Linked DNA regions of Homo sapiens: region 1 is linked to region 2. A link is an interaction called in ENCODE POLR2A ChIA-PET data of the cell type or tissue named here. Cell type or tissue: OCI-LY7. All regions are shown on one strand. Each heading gives the region's core, and the rest is flanking DNA. Links, peaks and the distances in the headings are about the cores only. Region 1 holds the start of CNPY2-AS1 (CNPY2 antisense RNA 1). Region 2 overlaps PTGES3 (prostaglandin E synthase 3).

What was found. Peaks named below come from ENCODE experiments on the same cell type or tissue, not always from the same donor. Only the 100,000 strongest peaks of a DNase experiment are listed, where the experiment ranks them.
Region 1: POLR2A ChIA-PET joins it to region 2 with 17 read pairs; 7 of 35 experiments call an interaction of 5 or more read pairs at or near these places.

Annotation. Positions count from the first base shown.
Region 1 is chr12:56,306,461-56,314,794 of GRCh38, reverse strand. It overlaps CNPY2 (canopy FGF signaling regulator 2), which reads left to right. Exons shown (of 6, transcript NM_014255.7): 4 at 3,381-3,584; 5 at 3,741-3,837; 6 at 4,200-4,951. The coding sequence ends at 4,243. It overlaps CNPY2-AS1 (CNPY2 antisense RNA 1), which reads right to left and starts at 3,381. Exons shown (of 2, transcript XR_002957416.2): 1 at 2,296-3,381; 2 at 1-266. In OCI-LY7, for the core only: no CTCF peak of the experiment used is centred there; no DNase peak of the experiment used is centred there.
Region 2 is chr12:56,669,132-56,677,465 of GRCh38, reverse strand. PTGES3 (prostaglandin E synthase 3) reads left to right here. Exons shown (of 8, transcript NM_006601.7): 2 at 4,401-4,514; 3 at 4,657-4,726; 4 at 5,619-5,717; 5 at 7,102-7,191. It also overlaps the pseudogene RN7SL809P. Among named protein-coding and RNA genes, the nearest start is that of PTGES3, 15 kb to the left of the region's middle. In OCI-LY7, for the core only: no CTCF peak of the experiment used is centred there; no DNase peak of the experiment used is centred there.

The sequences.
Region 1 (8,334 bases), core at 306-8,305, 360 kb after region 2:
GACTGCTTAAAAAGGACCTTGGTTTAATAGAAATGAAGAAAACAGACTCAGAAAAAAGATTTGGCTCTGTCTCATTTGGAAGAAGCTGCAGGCTTATTCCCCATGCACTTGCTTCCTGGCTGCAAACCTTAATACTTTGTTTCTGCTGTAGAATTTGTTAGCAAACAGGGAGTCCTGATCAGCACCCTTCTCCACATCCACATGACTGGTTTTTAATGTAGCACTGTGGTATACATGCAAACATCCGTTCAAAATCTGAGTCGGAGCTAAAAATAAAAAATGAAAAAACAGAAATAAGAATAAAAGGTCTTATCCTCATAATTAGGAAATTTTAATCGAAAACAACACACATGTACACAAAGGTGTATCTAATAAGCAATATATAAGGCAGTGTTAAGATTACAGTGCTAGCCTGGGCATCATGGCAAAACACCAACTCTACAAAAAAATGCAAAAGTTAGCAGTGCATGGTGGCATGTGCCTGTAGTGACAGCTGCTTGGAAGGCTGAGGTGGGAGGATCACTTGAGCCCAGGAGGTCGAGGCTGCAGTAAGCCGTGATTGTGCCACTGCACTCCAGCCTGGGAAACACAGCAAGACCCTGTCTCAAAAAAAAACCAAAACCCAGCACTTTGGGAGGCCAAGGCAGGCGGATCACCTGAGGTTAGAAGTTCGAGACCAGCCTGGCCAACATGGTGAAACTCCGTCTCTACTAAAAATACAAAAAAGTAGCCAGGCGTGGTGGCTCATGCCTATAGTCCCAGCTACTCAGGAGGCTGAGGCAGGAGAATCACTTGAACCCAGGAGGCAGAGGTTGCAGTGAGCCAAGATCGCACCACTGCACTCCAGTCTGGTTGACAAGAACAAAACTCTGTCTTGAAAAAAAAAAAAGGCCGGGCGCGGTGGCTCACGCCCGTAATGCCAGCACTTTGGGAGGCTGAGGTGGGCAGATCACAAGGTCAGGAGATCGAAACCATCCTGGCTAACATGGTGAAACCCCGTCTCTACTAAAAATACAAAAAATTAGCCGGGCGTGGTGGTGGGTGCCTGTAGTCCCAGCTACTCAGGAGGCTGAGACGAAAAGAATGGCGTGAACTCGGGAGGCAGAGCTTGCAGTGAGCTGAGATGGTGCCACTGCACTCTAGCCTGGGCGACACAGCGAGACTCCTCTCAAAAAAAAAAAAAGAAAAGAAAAAAGATTATGGTACTTTAATAGCTGTTGTTCACAGAGCCTACACTACATCTTTAATACTGTGCTTACTGAGGATATTAGTCTCAATTTAAACAAAATTATTATTATTTTTTTGAGATGGAGTTTAGGGCTTGTTGCCCAGGCTGGAGTGCAATGACACGATCTCGGCTCACCGCAACCTCTGCCTCCCGGGTTCAAGCGATTCTCCTGCCTCAGCCTCCCGAGTAGCTGGGATTACAGGCATGCACCACCACACCTGGATAATTTTGTATTTTTAGTAGAGACAGGGTTTCTCCATGTTGGTCAGGATGGTCTCGAACTCCTGACCTCAAGTGAGCCACCCTCCTCGGCCTCTCAAAGTGCTGGGATTACAGGCGTGAGCCACCACGCCCGGCCAAAAATAAAATATTAATGAACACATGGACACAGGGAGGGGAACGTCACACATCAGGTCCTGTTGGGGTGTTGGGGGCTAGGGGAGGGATAGCATTAGGAGAAATACCTAATGTAGATGACAGGTTGATGGGTGTAGCAAACCACCATGGCACATGTATACCTATGCAACAAACCTGCACGTTCTGCACATGTATCTCAGAACTTAAACTATAATTTAAAAAAAAATTATCTTCATCTATAGAAATTAGAAGTATAAGTTGATCAGGTTAATCAAAAAATTCTGTTTATAACTTGGAGCTAATGTTAACTGTCTTGTTTCTTAGAATTGTACAATGAGGTGCCGGGCACGGTGGTTCATGCCTGTAGTCCCAGCACTTTGGGAGGCTGAGGCGGGTGGATTACCTGAAGTTGGGAGTTTGAGACCAGCCTGACCAACATGGAGAAACCCCGTCTCTACTAAAAATACAAAATTAGCTGGGCGTGGTGGCACATGCCTGTAATCCCAACTACTCGGGAAGCTGAGGCAGGAGAATCACTTGAACCCGGGAGGTGGAGCTTGCGGTGAGCCGAGATCGCGCCATTGCACTCCAGCCTGGGCAACAAGAGTGAAACTCCATCTCAAAAAAAAAAAGAAAAAAAAAAAGAATTGTACAATGAGGTAAAATAAAATCATATAGTTGAAACTACTGCCAAGTACAGTGGCTCATACCTGTAATCCCAGCACTCTTGGAGGCCAAGGCAGGCAGATCACTTGAGCACAGGAGTTCGAGACCAGCCTGGGCAACATGGCAAGACCCCGTCTCTACAAAAAAAATATAAAAAAGTAGCTGGGTGTGGTGGTGTGCATCTGTGTGAGGCTGAGATGGGAGGATCACCTAAGCCTGGGAGATCCAAGCTGTAGTGAGCCTCAGTCATCACACCACTGCACTCCAGCCTGGGCAACGGAGTGAGGCCTGTCTCAAAAAAAAAAAAAAAAAAAAAAAAAAGAAGTACTTTGAAACTATCAAGTAAACCATATTAATTTAAAACCAGGCCGGGCGCGGTGGCTCATGCCTGTAATCCCAGCACCTGGGGAGGCCAAGGTGGGCGGATCACTAGGTCAGGAGATCGAGACCATCCTGGCTAGCACGGTGAAACCCGTCTCTACTAAAAATACAAAAAATTAGCTGGGCGTGGTGGTGGGCGCCTGTAGTCCCAGCTACCCGGGAGGCTGAGGCAGGAGAATGGTGTGAACCCTGGAGGCGGAGCTTGCACTGAGCCAAGATAGTGCCACTGCGTCCGGCCTGGGCGAAAGAGTGAGACTCCGTCTCAAAAAAATAAATAAATAAATAAAATAAAATAAATGAAAACCACACTAGGCCAGGCACAGTGGCTCACGTCTGTAATCCCAGCACTTTGGGATGCCGAGGCAGGCAGATCACCTGAGGTCTGGAGTTTGAGACCAGCCCGACCAACACAGAGAAACCCCATCTCTACTAAAAATACAAAAGTTAGCTGGGTGTGGTGGTGCATGCCTGTAGTCCCAGCTACTCAGGAGGCTGAGGCAGGAGAATCACTTGAACCCAGGAGGCAGAGGTTGCAATAAGCCGAGATGGCGCCAATGCACTCCAGCCTGGGCAACAAGAGCAAAACCCCATCTCAAAAAACAAACAAACAAACAAAACTAATTAAAATCAATTAGGGAAAGCTTTTTAGAATAGGTTGTTGGAGCTAGATTTGGAAAGAAAAGTAAGGATATAAATTACTAATGTACAGAGGTAGAAGAGAGTGACCCAAGGCTGAGGACATTTCTAGGTGCCTTATGCCCGCTCAGAGGCCCACCTCACAGAGCTGCTGGAGGAGATATGTGACCGGATGAAGGAGTATGGGGAACAGATTGATCCTTCCACCCATCGCAAGAACTACGTACGTGTAGTGGGCCGGAATGGAGAATCCAGTGAACTGGACCTACAAGGCATCCGAATCGACTCAGATATTAGCGGCACCCTCAAGTTTGCGGTGAGCTATGGGAATCGGTAGCTGGTTCTTGGACATTAAGGGGTTGTTGGAGAACCAATTAGAAAGTTAGGCTGATATCCTTGTCCTCCTCTTTGGAAGTGAAGGCAAGAGGCCTCTTATTGCCCTGTGTCACCCATTTCTCCCTTGGGTTGGCAGTGTGAGAGCATTGTGGAGGAATACGAGGATGAACTCATTGAATTCTTTTCCCGAGAGGCTGACAATGTTAAAGACAAACTTTGCAGTAAGCGAACAGGTAAGCTGCCCCCACTTTATCTCCTGTTCTAGTAGCTCTGTGGAACCTGACATTCCCTAACTCACCCATACACCCCCATCCCAGAAACCTCTGGTATTAGGTCAAGAGCTGTCTTCCATTTCCCTTGGCTTAGGGACTTGGGGTGTTCCTCCACATTTTCTGTCAGCTTTCAGAATTTGTGTCCCCTTGACCCTGAGATACAGGTGAGAGGACAGTGGGGATGTTTTATCATTTATAAGCATATATTCTGCAGAATGGTGGTTGGTGTGTGTTTGTGTCAGCTTGGTCTGGGAAATTTTCTTGATACTGGCAGATATCAGTATGAGAATGGCATATTCCTTTAAATTGTTTGCCATTTGCAGATCTTTGTGACCATGCCCTGCACATATCGCATGATGAGCTATGAACCACTGGAGCAGCCCACACTGGCTTGATGGATCACCCCCAGGAGGGGAAAATGGTGGCAATGCCTTTTATATATTATGTTTTTACTGAAATTAACTGAAAAAATATGAAACCAAAAGTACAAACTGTGTTGTCTTTTCATGCCTGGAATTGCCCTTACATTAAGCTTGAAGATAAGGAGTTATATAGACAGGAAAGATAATGGAGGAGAAAGAAGAGTTTTGGGATTGATACAGGATAAAGGTAGGAGAGGCCTGAACCTTTAATTCTTCTACCTTCTGAGATTCCACTCCACTCATAAACTAGATAAGCTTTCAGTCAGTGCCCACTCAATACCACGTCTTTAGAGTCTAATTGTGGAGAATAGAGGAACCTCCATGAGGAAGCAGGGGAACATAGTGTATGGTAGTGTAGAATTCTAGAAATCCCTTGTGTTCATGGCTGTTGAAACATAAAGTAAGACAGGGCTTGGTCTTGAAGGAAATAACGGATATGCATTATTCTTCCTTCCCTGCCCATCCAGATGGAGGGACCAGCAAGAACAGAGACAGGAAGGGGAAAATGGATGTGACCAACTCAGCTGAAAAGTAAGGGCTTTATCGGATAGGGACAGACGAGGTAAGGAAGGTTGTTTAATGAGAGGCCTTGCTTGCCAGCCTAAGCTTTTAAATTTGATGCCAGTGGCAACAATAAAGTGTATCTATCACTAGCCATTGTCAATCTGGACTATAAGTCTGTCCACAATTCTGTGTGTAGAGATTCCAGACTGGGGCATAGGGATGAAAACCTAAAGGATACCTTCTTTTGGGAAATTCTTTTTTTCTTTTTTTTTCTGAGATGGAGTCCCGCTCTGTCGCCTAGGCTGGAGTACAGTGGCGCGATCTCGGCTCACTACAAGCTCTGCCTCCCAGGTTCACGCCATTATCCTGACTCAGCCTCCCGAGTAGCTGGGACTACAGGCGCCCGCCACCACACCGGCTAATTTTTTTTTTTTTTTTTTTGTGAGACAGAGTCTCGCTCTATCGCCCAGGCTGGAGTACAGTGGCGCGATCTCGGCTTACTGCAAGCTTCGCCTCCCGGGTTCACACCATTCTCCTGCCTCAGCCTCCCAAGTAGCTGGGACTATAGGCACCCGCCACCACGCCCGGCTAATTTTTTGTATTTTTAGTAGAGACGGGGTTTCACCATGTTAGCCAGGATGGTCTCGATCTCCTGACTTCGTGATCCGCCCGCCTTGGCCTCCCAAACTGCTGGGATTACAGGCGTGAGCCACCGCGCCCGGCCTGCACTGGCTAATTTTTTTGTATTTTTAGTAGAGGCAGGGTTTCACCGTGTTAGCCAGGATGGTCTCGATCTCCTGACCTCATGATCCGCCCGCCTTGGCCTCCCCAAATGCTGGGATTACTGGTGTGAGCCACCGCACCTGGCAGAAAATTCTTAAGCACTCTGAGCTTGAGGTATGGTTGTCTCAGGGTTTCAAATGGAATATCTCCGGTCCCAAGAACACCTCAAGGAGAGAAGACCTGAATAAACATTTCAAAGGTTTTAAAAATTACATCATTTTAGAATCTAAAGGAACCTTAGAGGTCGTCTGGTTCACCTCTGCCCATTTTATTGATGAAGAAGCTGAGGCCCAGAGAAGCCATAGAACTTTATGAAGTTCTGTATTTAATGGCAAAACTGGGTCTATAAGCTAACTTTCCCAAGTGCTGACCTGATCTAATATAGCTATAGAGTACCTTCTATTTTAAGTCTTTTTTCTCTAATAATACCTTGCACTAAGCCTGGCGCATAGAATGCATATATTCCACAAAGCTTTCTTGTACCAAAAATCCCTGTGAAATCTGACAAATTAACTAGAGCACAGAGCAAGCACTCTGATATTTGTTGTCAACTAATATCAGCCTGGTGTTAATTCCATCTTCTCCCATCATCCATAAGAAATGCTGTGTTCGCTCTAGTTTTCCAAACCAACTATTATAAAGCTTATTTTTTCTTCTATGATGCATATAAGTAATAATTACATTTTTTCATGTCCCTGAAAGTATACCCAAGGTGCTGTCCATTTCGTGCTTCGTGCCTAAAAATGCCTTTCTTTTCCATCAGAAAGCTTATCAGAAGTATAAATGAGAGTACTCTTCAAGCCAAATGCGGTGGCTCGTGCCCATAATCCCAACACTTTGGGAGGCCAAGGTGGAAGGATCATGATCACTCGAGTCCAGGAGTTTGAGACCAGCCTAGGCAATATAGTGAGACCCCATTGCTACAAAAAATACAAAAATTAGCCGGCATAATGGTGTGCACCTGTGGTTCCAGCGACTCTGGAGGCCAAGGTGGCAAGATCTCTCGAACCCAGGAGGCTGAGGCTGCACTGAGCTGTGATTGCACTACTGCACTCTAGCCTAGGCAACAGAGTGAGACCCTGTCTCAAATACAATAAAGAGAGTTCTCTTCTGGAAACTTAAAACTGTTTTAATTTAGAAAACAAATTATTCATAGTTTTAAATAAATAAATTTAATGTTAATCAGTAACAAGTTACTTGTGATGCACCTTTCTGGTTTGTCAAAGTACAGCTGTTAAGAACTCTCCAGCTGGAGAGACTTTGTCATTGGTACACAAAGGATATGTCCTATATAGGAAAGGGTGGATGTTACCTTCTAGGCTTGATTAAGGATACACTTTGTGGGGTTTTTTTGTTTTTTGTTTTTTTTTTCCTGAGGGAGAGTCTCGCTCTGTCGCCCAGGCTGAAGTGCAGTGGTGCAATCTCGGCTTACTGCAACCTCCACCTCCTGGTTCAAGTGATTTTCCTGACTCAGCCTCCCAAGTAGCTGGGATTACAAGCATGTGCCATCATGCCCAGCTAATTTTTGAGTTTTTTGTAGAGACAGTGTTTCACCATGTTGGCCAGGCTGGTCTCAAACTCCTGGCTTCAAGTAACCCGCCTGCCTCAGCCTCCCAAAGTGTTGGGATTACAGGCGTGAGCCACCGTGCCCAGCAGGAAGATACACTTTGTAAACCTCTTATTTTTTTTATTATTATCATTATTATTATTACTATCTTAGCGAGACAGGGGTCTTGCTCTGTTGCCCAGGCTGGAGTGAAATGGCATGATCATAACTCATTGCAGCCTCTAACTCCTGGCTTCAAGCAATCCTCCTGCCTTGGCCTCCTGAGTTTCTAGGATTACAGGCAAGCACCACCATGCCTGGCTTTGCACATGTTTTAATTCATATCACAAGGAATGCATGAATTTATCTGAACCCTCTGGAGGTTCATTATAATAAATTATAGCCCAGTATTTGGTAGAGCATATGCTCTTAACCTTGTAAATCTGATCAAGCTTCAGATGCCTTCTAACTTAGTTTATCAGTAAAATGTTAGAACTTAACAAACATTTCCGAAGACAGTGTTAAATGAGGTACAGATATAACAGGAAAGTTTATTATGTGAAAATTTAGTCCTTTAGAAATACGTTTTAGGGCTGGGCCCAGTGGATCATGCCTGTAATCCCAGCACTTGGGGATGCCGAGGTGGACAGATCAATTGAGGCCAGGAGTTCGAGACCAAGCCTGGGCAACATGCCAAAAACCCATCTCTACCAAAAATACAAAAATTAGCCAGGTGTAGTGGCATGCGCCTATAATCCCAGCTACTAGGGAGGCAGAGGTTACAGTGAAGATTGCGCCACTGCACTTCAGCCTGGGCAATAAAGTGCGACTCAAAAAAAGGTTTAGTCCAGATGCAGTGGCTCACACCTATAATCCCAACACTTTGGGAGGCTGAGGCAGGAGGATCTTTTGAGCCCAGGAGTTTGAGACCACCCTGGACAACATAGCAGGACCCTGTCTATGCAAAAAAATTAGCTGGGTATAGTGGCAGGCATCTGTAGTCCTAGCTACTCAGTAGGCTAAGGTGGGAGGACTGCTTGAGCCAGGGAGATCGAGATTGCAGTGAGTCATGATCTCGCCACTGCACTCCAGCCTGGGCAACAGAGCAAGACCCTGTCTCAAAAAAAAAAAAAAAAAAAGTGAAGTGGCATGATCTCGACTCACTGCAACCTCCACCTCCCAGGTTCAAGTGATTCTCCTGCC
Region 2 (8,334 bases), core at 22-8,021:
GATACAGCTATGTCATCAAAGCAACTGCTAGTTACTCCTTTTGGCTTAAGAGCACAACAAAACTCCTCAGACACCAAGGGCACTATATACCAGGAAGGCTTGTGAACCTCTGTCCTAGCGAGTTATTTTATGTGGTAGTTTCCACTCTAAGATACAAAGGTGAAAGCTGTTCAAGGTAATGTTTTATGGAAAATGTAGCACTTTTTTTTTTTTTTTTGGGTGGTGCGGAGAAGGAGTCTCACTCTGTCGCCCAGGCTAGAGTGCAGTGGCGCTATCTGGCTTACTGCAACCTCTGCCTTTCATGTTCAAGCAATTCTCCCGCCTCAGCCATCCTAGTAGCTGGGATCACAGGTGTGCACCACCATGCCCAGCTAATTTTTACATTTTTAGTAGAGACGGGATTTCACCACGGTGGTTGGCCAGGCTGGTCTTGAACTCCTGACATCAGGTGACCTGCTCACCTCAGCCTCCCAAAGTGCTGAGATTACTGCCATAAGCCACCGCACTTAGCCAGCACTATTTTTTTTTTTTTTTTTTTTTTTTTTGAGTCGGAATCTCACTCTCTCACCCAGGCTGCAGTGCAGTGGCACGATCTCAGCTCACTGCAACCTCCACCACCGGGTTCAAGGATTCTTGTGCTTCAGCCTCCCAAGTAGCTGGGACTATAGGAGCGCGCCACCATGCCTGTCTAATTTTTGTATTTTTAGTAGCGATGGGGTTTCACCATGTTGTCCAGGCTGACTTCAAGTGATTTACCTGCCTTGGCCTCCCAAAGTGCTGGGATTATAGGCATGAACCACCACGCATACCCACTTAGCACTTTTCTATCAAGCAACTCTTGTGGCTTTCCACATTCCGTCTTTTGAGCACTCTTTTTTTAAAAAAATTACTTTCTTGCTTTGGTTTTAGACCCTGAAGCATTCTTCTTTTAACATCCCCAGGAGATAAAAGAATTTTTCTTTGTTCAAGAAAGACTCAAGGTCAAATATCACTCTCTCACTGCCTCCATAACAAATTTTAGACTCTCAGGACTCCATTATCATGTTGTCAAGTATGCAGAAGCTAGTTTAGATTATATAATAAAACAAACTGGAAGTACAGAGACATGGTTAGTTACTTTGCAATAAAAGGACCGCTGGAGAAATTATTGTCCCTTTTTGTGAAGTGAAAAAAAATAAGCCTTCTGTCAGAAATGCTGGGTTCCAATCCTATTTTGGCTTTTTTTTTTTTTTTGGGGGGGGAGACACAGCCTCTCTCTGTTGCCCAGGCTGTAGTGCAGTGGCGTGATCTCGGCTTACCGCAACCTCCACCTCCACCTCCCCCTCCCCCTCCCCCTCCCAGCCTCCCAAATAGCTGGTATTACAGGCATACGCCACCTCGCCTGGCTAATTTTGTATTTTTAGTAGAGACGGGGTTTCTCCACGTTGGTCAGACTGGTCTCAAACTCCCAGCCCCAGGTGATCCATCAGCCTTGGCCTCACAAAGTGCTGGGATCATGGGCTTGAGTCACTGCGCCTGGTCTGCAGTTTTTGTGTTGTGTTTTGAGACGGAGTTTCACGCTGTTGTCCAGGCTGGAGTGCAATGGCGTGGTCTGGGCTCACTGCAACCTCCACCTCCTTATTTCAAGCGATTCTCCTGCTGCAGCATCCTGAGTAGCTGGGATTACAGGTGCCCATCACCACACCCAGCTAATTTTTTGTATTTTTAGTAGAGATGGGGTTTCATAATGTTTGCCAGGCTGGTCTCTGAACTCCTGACCTTAGGTGATGCACCCATCTCAGCCTCCCAAAGTGCTGGAGATTACAGGCGTGAGCCACCGCACTCGGCCCTGTTTGTAGTTTTAATGTGTTAGCCAACTTGTATAAAGGGTCAGCCAGTAAATATTCAGCTTTGCAGGCCACAAATATCTCTTATCTCATTCACATTTTTTTTTTTTTTTTTTTTGGTCTCATTCTGTTGCCTAGGCTAGAGTGCAGTAGTGTGATCTTGGCTCACTGCAACTTCCGCCTCCTGTGTTTTTTTAAAAATATACATTTAAAAAATGTAGGAATCATTTTTGGTTCATGGCCTAACCACAGGTTTTGATAATTTAAATTTGTTTTATCTGGGACATGATCATATAGCTTGCTAAGGCTTTTTTTCTTTTTCTTTTTCTTTTTCTTTTTTGAGACAGAGTCTTGCTCTGTCACCCAGACTAGAGTGCAGTGGCGTGATCTTGGCTCGCTGCAACCTCTACCTCCTGGGTTCAACTGATTGGCCTGGCTCAGTCTCCCAAATAGCTGGGACTACAGGTACGTGCCACCACGCCCAGCTAATTTTTGCAATTTTAGTAGAGACGGGGTTTTACTATATTGGCCAGGCTGGTCTCGAACTCCTGACCTCGTGATCCGCCTGCCTCTGCCTCCCAAAGTGCTGGGATTACAGGTGTGAACCAGCACTTTTTTTTTTTTTTTTTTTTTTTGAGACCGAGTTTCACTCTTGTTGCCCAGGCTGGAGTGCAATGGCCTGATCTCGGCTCACCGTAACCTCCACTTCCCAGGTTCAAGCGATTCTCCTGACTCAGCCTCCTGAGTAGCTGAGATTACAGGCATGCACCACCACGCCTGGCGAATTTTTTTTTTTTTTTTTTTTTTTTTTTTTGAGATGGAGTCTTGCTCTGTTGCCCAGGCTGGGGTGCGGTGGCCTGATCTCAGCTCACTGCAAGCTCCGCCTCCTGGGTTCATGCCATTCTCCTGTCTCAGCCTCCCGAGTAGCTGGGACTACAGGCGCCTACCACCATGCCTGGCTAATTTTTTGTATTTTTAGTAGAGACAGGGTTTCATCGTGTTAGCCAGGATGGTCTCAATCTCCTGACATTGTGATCCTCCTGCCTCGGCCTCCCAAAGTGCTGGGATTATGGGCGTGAGCCACTGTGCCCGCCTGAATTTTTTGTAATTTTAGCAGAGACGAGTTTCTCCGTGTTGGTCAGGCTGGTCTCGAATTCTCGACCTCAGGTGATCCACCTGCCTCGCCTCCCAAAGTGCTGGGATTACAGGCGTGAGCCACCGCGCCTGGCCTGCTAAGGCTTTCATAAGAAAGTATCACACACTGGGTGGCTTAAACAGCAGAAATTTATTTCTTCACATTTCCACGAGGCTGAAAATCCAAGGCGAAGGTGTCAGCAGGATTAGTTTCTTCTGAGGCCTTTCCTTGGTTTGCAGATAGCTATCTTCTTTCTTCCCTCTGTGCTAATCTCTTTATATAGGAGGACAACAGTCATTGGATTAGGGTCTATCCTAAGACCTCATATTTACTTGTCATTTAAAGACACTTTCTCCAAATACAATCCCATTCTTAAGATGTACTGGGGGTTAGGACTTCAATGTATTAATTTTGAGGAAACTGATAAAATTCTAGATTGCTGAATTTGAGGAAAGGAGATTGATTCTCCTGGTTTCAGTGAACTTAATGTAAAAAGTGAAGCTCTGATGTACCAGTGTTTTTTGTTGTTGTTGTTTGTTTTGAGACAGAGTCTCTGTTGCCCAGGCTGGATTGCAGTGGCATGATCTCAGCTCACCGCAGCCTCCACCTCCCGGGTTCAAGTGATTCTTGTGCCTCAGTCCCATCCCTCAAGTATCTGGGACTACAGGCCTGCATCACCATGCCCAGCTAATTTTTTTTTTTTTTTTTTTTTTTTGAGACAGTCTCGCTCTGTTGCCAGGCTGGAGTGCAATGGCGCAATCTCGGCTCATTGCAACCTCCGCCTCCCAGGTTCAAGCGATGCTCCTGCCTCAGCCTCCCAAGTAGCTGAGATTACAGGCGCCTGCCACTGTGCCTGGCTAATTTTTGTATTTTAGTAGAGATGGGGTTTCACCATGTTGGTCAGGCTGGTCTCGAACTCCTGAGCTTAGGTGATCCACCCACCTCAGCCTCCCAAAGTGCTGGGATTACAGGCGTGAGCCACCGTACCCTGCTTTTTTTTTTTTTTTTTTTTTTTTTTTCCGTATTTGTATTTGTAGTAGAGTCGGGGTTTCGCTGTGCTGGCCAGGCTGGTCTCTAGCTCTCCTGGCCTCAAGTGACCCACCTGCCTTGGCCTCCCAAAGTGCTGGGATTACAGGTGTGAGCCACTGCACCCAGCCAAGTAACATAATTTTTGATAGGACTAGATAAACGGCTAACTCTACTAAGCATTGTTTGGTTTTTAAATCTTTCCTATTATGAAATTGGAATCATTCTGAAACTAAATCTTGTTAGACCCATAGGTTTTAACTTGGAATGTAGCTGTTAGGGTAAAAATGTAGTTTTTGTTTAAAATTGTAACAAACTGCCCTGAAATAATGCTATAATGGTGTCGAAGGTTAGTATGTGAATGTTTAGTTAATGAATTCCAGCTTGACTTTCCCTACTTTATCCTTTTGTAGGCAGCCTGCTTCTGCAAAGTGGTACGATCGAAGGGACTATGTCTTCATTGAATTTTGTGTTGAAGACAGTAAGGATGTTAATGTAAATTTTGAAAAATCCAAACTTACATTCAGGTAAGTTAAGCTTTTTATCCAATGATGTAAAATAGTCATTCACACAACTGAATAACTTTGACTGGCTTGTCTTTTCATTGAAGTTATTATTAATCTTTGTCTCTTTGAAGAGGCTTAATTCTTTCTTTATTATTTTATACAGTTGTCTCGGAGGAAGTGATAATTTTAAGCATTTAAATGAAATTGATCTTTTTCACTGTATTGATCCAAATGTAAGTAGTCTTTATGCTTTAATCCAAATTTTAGTTGTGAGGAAACAGACATACCAAGTATTCTTTTTAGCAATGAGCATTAGTTCTGTTTTTCTTAACAGTGAGGCAAACTATGTATATTTACATTTTGTAGAATATTTCCTCCAAAATTGGTTTCTGCATACTTTTTGTTTTTGCTATCACTGTTTGGGCTTAGAGTAGTATCCTTGAGGCTCGTCTCATCTTTTTTATTTGTTTTGTTTTTTTGTTTGTTTGGTTTTGTTCTTTGAGACTGCTGCAGTACAATGGAGCGATCCCGGCTCACTGCAACCTCTGCCTCGTAGGTTCCAGGGATTCTCCTGCCTCAGCCTCTGGAGCAGCTGGGATTACAGGCACATGCCACCATGCCTGGCTAATTTTTGTGTTTTTAGTAAAGACCATGTTGGTCAGGCTGGTCTCAAACTCCTGACCTCAGGTGTTCCACCTGCCTCGGCCTCCCAAAGTGCTGGGATTACAGGCATGAGCCACTGCGCCCGGCCAAGGCTTCCCTTATCTAAGAATAGAATCTTTAAACCATTCTGTGGTTATATCATTTTTAGTTAAAGTTTTTAAGGTTTTATTCTGTTTATCGTGTGCAGGAAAGAAAAAAATGGTACCAGGTTAAACTTTAAACTTTATTGTTGTGCAGATTATTTCAGTAGGAAATAGAAGGGAAAAAAAAATTTTTTTTTAAATGAAACTTAAAGGGGGTTGGGGCAGTTGGATAGTTTGAAGTTTTTAGTAGTCAAGGGCATGTTTCAGAGTCCAGAGAAAATTTAGGTAAAGAAATGAGAAAGGTGAGAAATGACAAGCTATTTTCTATCATGTAGTGATGCTGGAAAGATAAATGGTATGATGGTCCTTTTGTTTTTAGGATTCCAAGCATAAAAGAACGGACAGATCAATTTTATGTTGTTTACGAAAAGGAGAATCTGGCCAGTCATGGCCAAGGTTAACAAAAGAAAGGGCAAAGGTAGGTTTCATTTTCCTTTTTTGAAAAGTTTGATATTTTTATTTTAGGTAATAAAAGATGTACTTATTTGATGTAAGGAATATGGCTGTGTTTTTGTTTCACAGCTAAGTATAAAGCCTCATGTTCATGTTTTTTGTCTACTCAGTTTTAATACGAAGTGTGATCAGAATATCAGTTATTAACTGGTGTAGAATCTTTTGTACTTAAGAGACAGACTTTGCATAAATTACTCAGCTATCACATGGGAGGGGACAAAGCTTGGTGAAAAAATAATCAACTGAAAATAGTTCTTACTAGTAAATTTGTTTTCAAAAGGTATGTTTAACAATTTTCAGTGTTTTTTTTCCCCCAAAACAGGGTCTCTCTTTGTCACCCAGGCTGGAGTGCAGTGGCACGATCTTGGCTCACTGCAGCCTCAGTTTCCCAGGCTCCAAGTGATCCTCCCTCCTCAGTCCCCCAAGTAGCTGGGACTGTAGGGGCATGCCACAACACCTGGCTAATTTTTGTATTTTTTGTAGAAAGGGGTATCACAGTGTTGCCCAGCTTGGTCTTGAACTTCTGGGCTCAAGCAGTCTCCCCACCTCAGCCTCCCAAAGTGCTGGGACTACAGGCATGAGCCACGACACCAGCCTAGTCTTTTTTTTTAGGTAGTCTCATGCCACTCATGCCAGAGTGCACTGGTGTGAACATGGCTCACTGTAGCCTCCACCTGGGCTTAAGCGATCCTCCCACCCACCTCACCTCTCCAAATAGCTAGGATTGTAGGAATGTGCCACCACGCCCAGGAAATTTGTTTTTTTGTTTTTTCCCCAGATACAGGATCCACTATTGCTCAGGCTGTCTCGAACTCCTGAAGGATTACACAACTAGTCTTTCCACCTTGGCCACCCAAAGTGTTGGGGTTACAGGTGTGAGCCACCTCATTTAGCTTAGTCTATTCTTTGTGTGCTAATTACATGCCCTCCTAAAAATACAAAGTCACAGTTCAAAAAATATTGTTTTGCCAGGCACCAGTAGCATGTGCCTGTTGTAGTTAAAAGCTACTCTGGAGGGTGAAGTGGGAGAAATACTTGCGCCCAAGTCTGGGTTGCATTGCCATATGTCAGGTAACCACGCTAAGTTAACATCAGTACGGTGTTGTCCCAGGAAGCGGGGACCACCAGGTTGCCTGAAGAGGGTAAACAAGACCCTTGGTCAGAAACGGAGCTGGTCAAAACTCACATATTGATCAATAGTGGGATTGCACCTGTGAATGCTTGCTGCACTCCAGCCTGGGCAACATAGCAAGACCTGGTCTCTTTAGAAGAAAAGAAAACGTAGTCTTAAGGTTCATGCCAAATGCAAATTAGCCTAATCTTAGGGTGATATTTGTATTGATTTATAGCTTAATTGGCTTAGTGTCGACTTCAATAATTGGAAAGACTGGGAAGATGATTCAGATGAAGACATGTCTAATTTTGATCGTTTCTCTGAGGTAAGTTCCTTTAAATGGACCTCTCCCCATTCGAAGCACACGGTACCTGTCTATGTAGTCAATTTAATATGGTTTTGGGCACCTAATGGTATTCATGATGCATGTTATTTTATTTTTAAGACCATTTTGCAGTCATAGTAAATAGATGTTAACAATGGCAATTTTAATCCTGAAGTTGAACCATTTTAATGATTTTAAAAGGAATTAGTGTTAGCTACAAAAGTTACAAAAGTTAATGCATTAAGACAAACTAACACAGCTAGTTTGCTAATTTCATCATTGGGACTTTTTTTTTTTTTTTTTTTAAAGCATGATTGCAGTAGTTGACTTGGATTTTGAAGTCATAAAATAAGACTATAAACTTTTGGCCGGGCACGGTGCTCACACCTGTAATCCCAGCACTTTGGGAGGCCAAGGCTGGCAGATCACGAGGTCAGGAGATCTAGATCATACGGGCCAACTTGGTGAAACCTCATCTCTACTAAAATACAAAAAAAATTAGCTGGGCATGGTGGCGCGCACCTGTGGTCCCACCTACTCCTGAGGCTGAAACGGGAATTGCTTGAACGCTGGAGGCAGAGGATGCAGTGAGCCGAGATCGTGCCACTGGACTCCAGCCTGGCGAAAGAGCGGGACTCGGTCAAATAAATAAATAAATGCAGAACGATAAACTGTTAAACACAAGAATCATAGGCTGGGCGCGGTGGCTCACGCCTGTAATCCCAGCACTTTGGGAGGCTGAGATGGGCGGATCACCTGAGGTCAGGAGTTCAAGACCAGCCTGACCAACATGGTGAAACCCCGTCTCTACTAAAATACAAAAATTAGCCGGGTGCAGTGGCGGGCGCCTGTAATCTCAGCTACTCAGAAGGCTGAGGCAGGAGAATCGCGTGAACCCAGAAGGCGTGAACAAAATTAGCTGGGCGTAGTGGTGCATGCCTGTGATTCCAGCTACTCGGGAGGCCGAGGCAGGAAAATCACTTGAACCCGGGAGGTGGAGGTTGCGGTGAGCCGAGATCGCTATTGCACTCCAGTCTGGGCAACAAGAGCAAAACGCCGTCTCTAAATTAATAAATAATTAAATAAAACTACAAAAAAATAGCTAGGCGTGGTAGTGCACGCCTGTAATCCCAGCTACTCCGG